2 separate regions of the Homo sapiens genome follow, and region 1 is linked to region 2. A link is a loop called in an ENCODE intact Hi-C map of the cell type or tissue named here. Cell type or tissue: CD14-positive monocyte. All regions are shown on one strand. Each heading gives the region's core, and the rest is flanking DNA. Links, peaks and the distances in the headings are about the cores only. Region 1 overlaps PLEKHG6 (pleckstrin homology and RhoGEF domain containing G6). Region 2 overlaps ING4 (inhibitor of growth family member 4).

What was found. Hi-C counts contacts between places; a loop is a spot of excess contacts. Peaks named below come from ENCODE experiments on the same cell type or tissue, not always from the same donor. Only the 100,000 strongest peaks of a DNase experiment are listed, where the experiment ranks them.
Region 1: it touches region 2 in a loop (7-fold over the local background); 1 of 110 quality-filtered maps calls a loop at or near these places.

The regions. Positions count from the first base shown.
Region 1 is chr12:6,315,256-6,320,621 of GRCh38, reverse strand. It overlaps PLEKHG6 (pleckstrin homology and RhoGEF domain containing G6), which reads right to left. Exons shown (of 16, transcript NM_001384598.1): 5 at 4,973-5,068; 6 at 4,703-4,753; 7 at 4,218-4,367; 8 at 3,209-3,319; 9 at 2,926-3,075; 10 at 2,628-2,765; 11 at 2,202-2,321; 12 at 1,745-1,877; 13 at 1,514-1,629. Among named protein-coding and RNA genes, the nearest start is that of PLEKHG6, 7.3 kb to the right of the region's middle. RefSeq lists an enhancer at 1,332-1,951. In CD14-positive monocyte, for the core only: no CTCF peak of the experiment used is centred there; no DNase peak of the experiment used is centred there; H3K27me3 peaks cover 739 bases.
Region 2 is chr12:6,650,059-6,655,424 of GRCh38, reverse strand. It overlaps ING4 (inhibitor of growth family member 4), which reads left to right. Exons shown (of 8, transcript NM_016162.4): 3 at 2,029-2,195; 4 at 2,375-2,489; 5 at 2,658-2,763; 6 at 3,007-3,154; 7 at 4,040-4,101; 8 at 4,191-5,124. The coding sequence ends at 4,230. Among named protein-coding and RNA genes, the nearest start is that of ACRBP, 5.3 kb to the right of the region's middle. RefSeq lists a silencer at 1-35. In CD14-positive monocyte, for the core only: no CTCF peak of the experiment used is centred there; no DNase peak of the experiment used is centred there; H3K27ac peaks cover 1,184 bases.

The DNA.
Region 1 (5,366 bases), core at 196-5,195, 330 kb after region 2:
GGATTTAGGGTGGGCTCGAAATCTAATACTCACATCTTTGTAAGAGAAAGGAGGGGGAAATTTGGACACAGAGACATACAGAGAGGAAGGCCATGGGAAGACAGAGAAAGAGTTTGGAATTTTGTTACCACAAGCCACGGAACGCCTGGGGCAACCAGGAGCTGGAAGAGGCAAGGATGGATTCTCCTCTAGAGCCTCCAGAGGAAACTCAGCTCTGCCAACACCTTGATTTGAAACTTCTGGCCTCCAGAACTGTGAGAGAGTAAGCTTCTGATGCATTTTAGGCCACCAAGTTTGTGGGACCTAATACAGCTCCATTTGCATCTCTCTTCTTTTGAACTCCTCCTGCTTTTTATCTGCTCACATCACTCCCCTGCCCGACTCCTTCACTGGCCCTCTGTCATCCAAAGGACAAAGCTCATCTATAGGATGCTTTATCATGACATGCAGAGATGGGCATGACCTGGTGGCACCTACCCCCTAGCCTCTCCCTGCTGCGTCTACTCTTGTACTTGATACTGTAGCAATACCAATGGGGGCAGTTCTCTCAACACACACAACTGTTTCACAGTTCCCGCCTTTGCACGTTCTGCTCCTCCATGTGGAATGCCCTTCCCTTCCACCCTGACTCCCTGACATACTCCTAGGTATCCTCCCAAATGGTGCTCAGACATCAGCTCCTCTGTGTCCCTTCCAAACAGACCCAGCAGACAATGCCTTGCTCCCTTCTCTGTCCCAGCTTCATTCTACATAACTTCTCTCTATTGTTTGTATACTAATTACTCAACCAGGCTGCAGCACCTAGGCCTTGAGGGCAGGAATGGTGGTTTACTCTTTTCTGATTCCCTAGCACCTAGCTCTAGTGCCTGCCGTACTCAGCAAGTGCCCTGTAAATGTCTGCGAATGGAAGATGACTTCTAGAAGTTAATCATTTCAGGCTGTACAAACCTTCAGGGGATGCTGTATCTTGGGCTCTCCCAGTGGCTGGCACAGTAGCTGGCCAAAGGCTTTTTCTGTCTTCTGATGGATGGTGGAGGCTCTGCCTCCCTCTCTGGGGCACATCAGATTGTCCAGTCTGAAACTGAATCCACCCCAGCCTCTCTCCTCCTCCCCTCTGCGCTCCCATGTTCATTCGTTCCTTCCTTCCTTCCTACATTCTTTTTTTTTTCCTTCTTCTTCAGGGTCTCACTCTGTCACCCAGGCTAGAGTGCAGTGGCACGATCTCAGGTCACTGCAACCTCCACTTCCCGGGCTCAAGTGATTCTCCTGCCTCAGCCTCCCAAGTAATGGGGACTACAGGCACACACCACCACGCCCGGCTAATTTTTGTATTTTTAGTAGAGACGGGGTTTCACCATGTTGGCCAGGCTGGTCTCAAACTCCTGACCTCAGGTGATCCACCTGCCTCAGCCTCCCAAAGTGCTGAGATTACAGGTGTGATCCACCACTGTGCTCCCATTTCTGAGCTCCGGGGACCCCTGCCCATGCCTCCCCGTTGCTGGCTTTCCCATACCTGGGCCTGCTGGGTCTTCTCCAGCCACTGGGCACGGTCTGTAGGACTGGGACAGTGCACAAGGAGGGCGCTGGAGACACACTGGAATTCAGTGAGGTGGATCAGCAGGAAGCTGTCTGGATGGAGGAGACAACCTTCAAGAGGCCAGCCTTTATTTGATCTCCGTCCCAGCTCCTCCTTCCCCTCGCTGAGAAGAGGGAGAAGAAAAGACTCCCTGAAGGAAGGACGTACTGGGGTCTCGCAGGGGTTGGCACACGAGCTTCTCCAGCATGAGAGGGGGTCGGATGACCTTGGCTTTGTCCGCCTTGCGCTGGGGCTTGGTCACAAGGAGCACATCAGAGAAGAGGAACAGGTACACGTCCAGCTGGGGGTGGGGGCGTAGGGGAAAGAGACAGGGTCAGCTGGAGCCAGGGGCAGGGCTGGTCCGGGAGGAGGCTCAGGCATGGTGCGCAGGCACACAGGGACACACGCAGAGCCCAAATGCGGGAGTGGCCAGGGGCGTCGCTTTGGTCACATCTCTCACTTTACAGGCAGGCAAAGTGGCTGGCTCAGGGTCACACAAATGACTGGGGCTTAGCCAGAACCACATCCTCTTCCCCAAACCCCTCTTCTCCCACTTCCGGCGTTTCTGCCTCTTACCTTCTCCCACCGTGCCCCATCCCCTCCACTCTGTCCGCAGCACCCTCACCTTCCCTTCTCGTCCCTCCTTCACTCGCACAGGCCCCTCCAGCAGCAGCTGTCTGGTGTGCTCAGATGCAACCCCCAGCATGGGGGACGTCAGGTCCAGGGTGGAGAATGGGCGCAGGTTCTGAGGGACACAGAGGGGAGGGGTCAGGGCGCTCGGCAGTCTGCCTGGACTTCCTGGCCAAGGGCGGCTCCTGGTTCTGCCACCAACACCTTTCTGTTTGTATCCTTCCCCCATGGGCTAGAGAAAGCCTCCCAGGGCCTCCTTTTTGCTCTTCTGACCTGTACCCCTTGGACTGTCACCACCAGGTAGGAATGATGGACACCCTTGTAGCACCCAAGTACGGGGTGTTCTGGCCTTGCAGCCCTCCCCTTCACCAGTATCCCTGGGACCTTGCTTTTCCTGGGTCCCTTCCCTTTGCCCTCTCACCTTCTCCACCTCATCACTGGGTGGCTCCAGCACCTCGTAGGGCCCGATGCGTTGTGCTGCAGCCGCCAAGCTCTCTTGCTCTTCGCCCTGGCGGACCTGCCCATTGATGTGTCGCAGGAATGACTCCACGGCTTCAATCTAGGTGGGGTTGGGGGTGTGGGAGGAGGGACGGCTCAGCCGTCCCCTCCCAACCAATGCCAGCCACAGCACAGCGCCACACTGTCACAGACACACTAAGAAAGAGACCCCCCTCCCAGTCCCCGATTCACCAGAGTCCCAGCCCCACTGGGGCACCTACCATGGCATTCAGGGCCTCTTGGGCTCGTGCCTCGGGGCTCCTCTTGAGCACAGCATGGAGCAGCAGTGGGTACTTGGTGATGCGCTGGTGGGGCTTGATAAGCAAGTCACAGAGCATCTGCCTCCCAGAGCGCTTGTGCTTCTCACACCACTGCAGGGAAGGTGGGTGGGGCTCAGGGTTTGCTCCCTCCTGCCCTGCCTAGTGGTGAACTCAGCCTCAGGCTCAGCTGGAGACCGGCCGGCTAAGATGCACCCGTCCCCCTCCCCAGCACCCCTTCTCCCACCTGCACGAAGGCATGGAAGAGAGGGTTAGTTTCTTGCTGTTCTCGGGCGTAAGCCATGGTCTGCTTCACTCGGAGGCAGTACTGGACATAGGGGTGGAACCGCTGGCCAAACTGGAGAGACAGATACGGGAGGTGGGGAGCAGGCATGGGGAGAAGGCCATGAATACAGGCTCTAGCTGCAGGACCCAGGAGCAGGTGAAGAGAGCCTCGCAGGGGCCCTTAGCCCAGCTCCTGACAGTCCCTCCCTCCCAGGATCCTCCCAGGAATGCTCTCGAGGCTACGCCCCTTTCTCTGGATTCCACGAAGGAGCCTGAGGTCCCGACACTGACCCAGAGCTCTCTGAGCTCCCTCTATCCACAGTGCTACTGGGGCCTGCTGCTCTGGACTTACTCTCCCACCATCGATAATTCAGCTGGACCGTTGTCAGGACATTGCAGATCCCATTTCACCCTGGGGGTGGGGTGGCGACCTAAGAGTTGGCTCAGAAGCCTTGCTCCTATGGAGGGGGTACCTAAGGCTCCCAGGGGCAGTACGCCTACCTCTCTACCCCACTGCAACTTTTTCCTGCAGGGCCCACATTTTCCTGGCTAGGTAACATTGTAGAAGAAAGTCGGATCCTAGGCCCTCTTGCTTTCTCTTGTCACTCTTCTCCGTGCCCCGGGTGCCTCCTGTGGCCTTTTACACCCACCCAGGTCCTCCTAAGGGTCCCCTCACTTAGGCCTCATTTGCTGCACCCAGCTTTTGTAGTTGATGGGAGCCAAGGTGTGACCCTTCTCTGAGACAGCTGCATTTTCATTTCATAAAGGCCTCCAGAAGAACAAGGAGCCTGTGGCACAGAGGTCAGACTTGTGGCATGAAGGGAGGAGGTGAGGTGATATTAGGGGTAGGGGCTGTGTCCTGCGGCCCCTCAAATCACAGAGATTTGCATACTGTGGGCATGCCCTACACACAGGACCCCCGAGGGCTCCGAGTCCTGCCCCATCCAGACACAGCCCTTCACAGGCCTCACCGTCAGGAAGCCACTTTGCAGACCAATGGGGTCCAGAGGCTGGCCCGAGGCCCGAGTCTCCTCCAGGGTGGGCCCCAGCACCTCATCCCAAAAGCTCCGGTGGGTTCGAATCAGGCTGGGGACATTTCCAAACAGGGTCTCAGCTGACACCTGGAGGAGGGAGCAGAGCTGAGCAGCACACTTTTGGAAGGTCCCCAGGGGTGGCACTGGCTGAGGAAAGGTGAGGACCTTAAGCTTGGACAGCAGGGGCGGGGGTGAAGAAGGATGAACTGGGCACTGGGCCTGGAAGATCTCAAGGATGTCAGTCTGAGAAATGGGGGGCCTGTGGCCTGCTTGGAGTCCCCAGTAACAGGGAAGTAGGGAGGGCAAGGCATCCCAAAAAACGGGGCAGTGGGAATTCAGACAGGGATGGCTGGAGGGCCCACCCTCATCCCCAGGCTCAGAGGTCGGGCTGTGCCAGGGTCCCCTCCTGAGCACCCACTCACTTCCATCAGCAGTCCCACTCGCTGCAGGTTCAGCAGGCCGGCGGCTAGCAGCTGCAGGGAGGGAGACGAGGGTCTCAGGACCCAGCGCAGCCCTTCAGTGTCGTCACCTCCCACCCCCCACCAACTTCAGTACTGCTGACCTATCTCCCTGCATCCCAGACTGGCCTGAAATCCTGCCCCTCCCTCCCCCAGTGACCTGCCTTCCAGTCTGGGAGGATGGGGGCTCATGCAGGGAAGATGGGGCCGGGGCTGGGGCTGAGGGGGGCTCACATCAGTCATGATCTTGAGCTTTCTCACGTAGATCAGCTCGGTGGTCAGGAGCTCCCACAGGGCCTCCTGTTGGTGGCAGAGCTCCTGGCTCATCTCCTGGGGTGGGGAGAATGCTGGTTCAGTTGGGGAATGATAATTAGAATGGCAAGTACCAGCTGTTAAGTGCGACCGGATCCACTTCATAGGTTCTAGGCACTTTGTGCATGACCATGACCTTTTAATCCTCAAACCAGTGCTCTGATGTGTAGGTGGTATTATCCCCACTTTACATATGTGGCAACTGAGGCCCAGAGAACTTTACTGTCTTGACCAAGGTCTGACTAGTAAGTGGCAGAGCTGGGATCTGAACCCAGATCAACGCGTTTCCAGATGTTTTTTCCACATGACCCCACTT
Region 2 (5,366 bases), core at 266-5,265:
TGAGCCCTTCCAAATATTAGTAAACATCTATAGTCTCAATGTCCTGGGACATTACCATTCTTCCAATATTAAAACATTTGGGGCCGGGTGCGGTGGCTTACGCCTGTAATCCCAGCACTTTGGGAGGCAGAGGCGGGTGAGTCTCCTGAGATAAGGAGTTTGAGATCAGCCTGGCCCATATGGTGAAACCCTGTCTCTGCTAAAAATACAAAAATTAGTCGGGTGTGGTGGCGCATGCCAGTAATCCCAGCTACTCAGGAGGCTGATGCAGGAGAATCGCTTGAACCTGGGAGGTGGAGGTTGCAGTGAGCTGAAATCACACTACTGCACTCCAGCCTGGGCAACACAGTGAGACTTGGTCTCAAAAAAAAATAAATAAAATAAAATAAAACATCTGGGAGACCGGGTGCCGTGGCTCATGTCTGTAATCCCAGTACTTTGGGAGGCCGAGGCGGGCAGATCACTTGAGATCAGAACTTCGAGACCAGCCTGGCCAACATGGTGAAACCACATCTCTACTAAAAATGCAAAAATTAGCCAGATGTGGTGGCGCACACCTGTAGTCCCAGCTACTTGGGAGACTGAGGCACGAGAATCCCTTGAACCCACGAGGCAGAGGTTGAGGTGAGCCAAGATCGTGCCACTGCACACCAGCCTGGGCAACAGAGCGTGACTCCGTCTCAAAACAAAAAAACGTGTTTGGAGCAATATCTAGGATGGACAAACAGGAAAAAAAGAAGTAATGGAAAATGAAAGAAGTTGCAATGATGAGCCAAATAGGATGGGCAGCCTGGCTGCAGTGGCTCACACCTGGAATCCCAACACTTTGGGAGGCTGAGGCAGGTGGATCATTTGACCAGGAGTTCAAGACCAGCCTGGGCAATATAGTGAGACCTCATCTCTAGAAATAATTTTTTTAAAAAAATTATCAGGGTGTAGTGGCATGTGCCTGTGGTCCCAGCTACTCCAGAGGCTGAAATGGGAGATCATTTGAGCTCAGAGGTTGAGGCTGCAGTGTGATCCATGATCATGCCACTGCACTCCATCCAACCTGGGCAATAGAGTGAGACCCTGTCTCAAAAAAAAAAAAAAAGAAAAATAGAGTGAGCAGTAAGATAAGCAGAATTGTTACATGGATGTTGGAGTAAGGTCTAATTTTAAATTGTGTGATATACTCAACTACTCAGGAGGCGAAAAGATAGAATCACTTGAGGACAGGAGTTGGAGGTCAGCCTAGGCAACAAACATAAGAGAGAACCTGCGCCTGCCTCTAAAAATAAATAGATTAGGCCAGGCATGGTAGCTCACCCCCAATAATCCCAGCACTTTGGGAGGCTGAAGCAGGCAGATTGCTTGACCCAGGAGTTCGAGACCAGCCTGGGTAACGTGGAAAAAGCCTGTCTCTACAAAAAAATAGAAAAAATTAGCCAGGCGTGGTGGTGCCTGAGATGGGAGGATCACCAGAGCTCAGGAAGTTGAGGCTGCAGTGAGCCATGATTGTGCCACTGCACTCCAGCCTGGGCGACAAAGTGAGACCCTGTGTCAAAAAGAAAAAATACTAATAATTTTGAAATGTATGATATTGATGTACAGACTTGGAAACCAGCAACAGCAGATGACTCAGCCTGATTTGCGGCAGACAACTGCTGTGGGATGTTTTTGAGAAGGAAACAATGGCTTTTGAGACAAAATTCAAGAAGCAGCAAGCCCTTCAAAGAAGCATCTTCAAACATGGACAAAAATACACTTCATATTAATGTGGTGTGCAAAGGATCCCTTGCTGTGTTTCAGTAATTTAAATTCCAACTATGATAGCAATGTTTTCAGCACCTTGAAAGGACCTTTAAAGCAAATATTGTCAGTATGTTCCATTACTTGAGTGCATGGCACAGTACCTCTGAACATTCAGTACTTTTTAGTTGGAAGGTTATGCTAATCAATGGAAAAGGTCCAAAGAACAAAAGGAAGAAATGTGTTTCACCTAGCCACTCAGGGGCCATTGTGACCAGGCCTCTGTCTCTGTTGTAGACCTGAAGGCTGAAATTGACAAGTTGGCCACTGAGTATATGAGTAGTGCCCGCAGCCTGAGCTCCGAGGAAAAATTGGCCCTTCTCAAACAGATCCAGGAAGCCTATGGCAAGTGCAAGGAATTTGGTGACGACAAGGTGCAGCTTGCCATGCAGACCTATGAGATGGTATGGCCCTGTTCATGGCTCCCCACCTACTTCCCATCTAATCCTCAGGGTCTTAGACCCCTCCTTCAACTGTGTTGGGATCTGTTTGGGGTCTGTGAGATCCATAAACTCTGCCTTAACCTATTTTCTTTAATTGGAGATAGTTTTGTACCTCTCCTTTCTCCTTCCTTTCCACCCAGGTGGACAAACACATTCGGCGGCTGGACACAGACCTGGCCCGTTTTGAGGCTGATCTCAAGGAGAAACAGATTGAGTCAAGTGACTATGACAGCTCTTCCAGCAAAGGCAAAAAGAGTGAGGAGGGGGCGGGGCTGTGAGAGGTGGGGCGAGGACTGAAAGGGAGAAGAAGTCAGCTCTTCATCTGGTGGGAAGTTTGGCACCAGGTTGGAAAGGGGGAGAGAAGAGGACTTAACCCATCTTTCTGTCTCCCTGCCTTCTGGCTTTCTCCCTCTTCCCTAGAAGGCCGGACTCAAAAGGAGAAGAAAGCTGCTCGTGCTCGTTCCAAAGGGAAAAACTCGGATGAAGAAGCCCCCAAGACTGCCCAGAAGAAGTTAAAGCTCGTGCGCACGTGAGTGATTCAGGGAGCCCTTTGCCGGATGACATCCTCTTCTCTCCCGGTGCCCCACTCCCAGCCTGCACCGCCCCCTGCCGCTTTCTATATGTCTGCGCCAAGAACTCTTCTTATCATTTTGGTATCTGCTGGAGAAGCCACAAATCATTTGCCCTACCAGGATCTCCTGCCACCTCTGAAAGCCTCAGGCTTTAGCTTCCCTTCCTGTAGATGACACTTTCTCTTCCTCTTGGCATGCAGAAGTCCTGAGTATGGGATGCCCTCAGTGACCTTTGGCAGTGTCCACCCCTCTGATGTGTTGGATATGCCTGTGGATCCCAACGAACCCACCTATTGCCTTTGTCACCAGGTCTCCTATGGAGAGATGATTGGCTGTGACAACCCTGATGTGAGAAACATTTTGCCTTAGGATGGGGGGTTGTGAGGGGCATGAAGGGAGTGGGTACAAGAGGGAAAATCCCACAGTTGAGTACTGGGACTTCAGAATAGAAGAAAGATGGGCTGGACGTAGTAGCTCTTGCCTGAAATCCCAGCACTTTGGGAGGCTGAGGCGGGCAGATCACGTGAGGTCAGGAGTTTGAGACCAGCCTGGCCAACATAGTGTAACCCCTTCTCTACTAAAAATACAAAAATTAGCTGAGCATAGTGGCACACGACTGTCATCCCAGCTACTCGGGAGGCTGAGGCGAGAGGCAGGAGAATTGCTTGAACCTAGGAGGCAGAGGTTGCAGTGAGCTGAGATCACGCCACCACACTCTAACCTGGGCGACAAGAGCAAGACTCTGTCTCAAAAAAAAAAAAAAAAAAAAAGCCTGAAAGCCTGGCGCTGTGGCTCACGCCTGTAATCCCAGCACTTTGGGAGGCCAAGGTGAGCAGATCACTTGAGATCAGGAGTTCGAGACTGGCCTGGCCAACACGGTGAAACCCCGTCTCCACTAAAAATACAAAAATTAGCCAGGCATGATAGCCTGTGCCTGTAATCTCAGCTGCTTGGGAGGCTGAGGCAGGAGAATAGCTTGAACTCGGGAGGCGGGGGTTGCAGTGAGCTGAGATCATGTCATTGCATTCCAGCCTGGGCAACAGAGTGAGACTCTGCCTCAAAAAGAAAAAAAGAATAGAAGGAAGATGGTGGGAACTGGTTGGCCTTGGGACTTCCAAGAATTCTCCAAAAGGATGGAGTAAAGGACAGGATGTTCCTAAGGAATCTGGAGGGGCTTTCTCTCCTTCCTCTGGCCCTTCCTGGCCCCTGACTACTTCTTTCTTCCTCTTCCAGTGTTCCATTGAGTGGTTCCATTTTGCCTGTGTGGGGCTGACAACCAAGCCTCGGGGGAAATGGTAAGTGGCAGGAGTTGGAGGGTCCCTAAGTTGAGTGGTCAAGGGCATTCTCCCTTTCACTCACTTTTCTCTCCCCTTCTCTGTTTCAGGTTTTGCCCACGCTGCTCCCAAGAACGGAAGAAGAAATAGATAAGGGCCTTGGATTCCAACACAGTTTCTTCCACATCCCCTGACTTGGGCTAGTGGGCAGAGGAATGCCTGTGCTGGGGCCAGGGGTTCAGGGAGGAGTGGATGGCACAGTGCTGTCATCCCTTCTCCTCCCCTCTCCCCACTCCCGGTGCTGAGGCTGCATCAGACCCTGGTAGGGAGGGGTGCCGCAGCCACTAACGGTATGTGCTCTCCTTCAGCCCTCTCCCTTCGGAGGGACGTGGTCTTGCCCACTGTCCTTTTGCCTCCATGCTGAGGTCGGTGCTGTATTTCAGAGGGAGGGTCCTTTTCATTCTCCTTGCTTTGTATTTAAGGACTGGGGCATAGCATGGGGGCAGTCCCCCAGACCTCTTCATTCCCCCTCCTGTGGTGAGGGCTAGGTGTGATCAACACTTTTCTTCTCCATTCCCTTCCTGCTTTTTTCATGGTGGGGGATCCACCAGGTCATCTAGGCTCTGGCCCTAGTTGAAGGGGCACCCCTTCCTCTGTGCCAAGAGGATTCATCCTGGGAGAGGGGGCAAGGTGGAATGCAGATAACTCACATGTAAAAGGAACTTGGGTAGGTAAATAAAAGCTATACATGTTGGCCTGCTGTGTTTATTGTAGAGACACTGTTTTAGTAAACATGCTGAGCATTCATTTTGCGTCCTCTGGGTTGGATGCAATGTGAGAGGATGGCATGCCAGAATTAGGACACGACATGAAACCAGAGTGGTGCCTCTGTCCGAGAACTTGTAAGTTCTCAACTTGGGAAAGACAGAGGTGCTGGAGGGTAGGCCTCAGACCAGGGGGTCTCCAAAACTTTGTAAATCATGCATCTTTTCTCCATAAAACATCTTTCACTTAATTTCCAATAAATGATGTATTTGTGCTATACATACGTACTGCTATACTATACATTAGCTTGACTTCTTTTTTTTTTTCCTTTGAGGCGAAGTCTCACTCTGTTGCCAGGCTGGAGTGCAGTGGCGTGATCTTGGCTCACTGCAGTCTCCGCCTCCGGGTTCAAGTGATTCTCCTGCCTCAGTCTTACAAGTAGCTGGGACTACAGGCACATGCTACCACGCCCAGCTAATTTTGTATTTTTAGTAGAGACAGGGTTTCACCGTGTTGGCCAG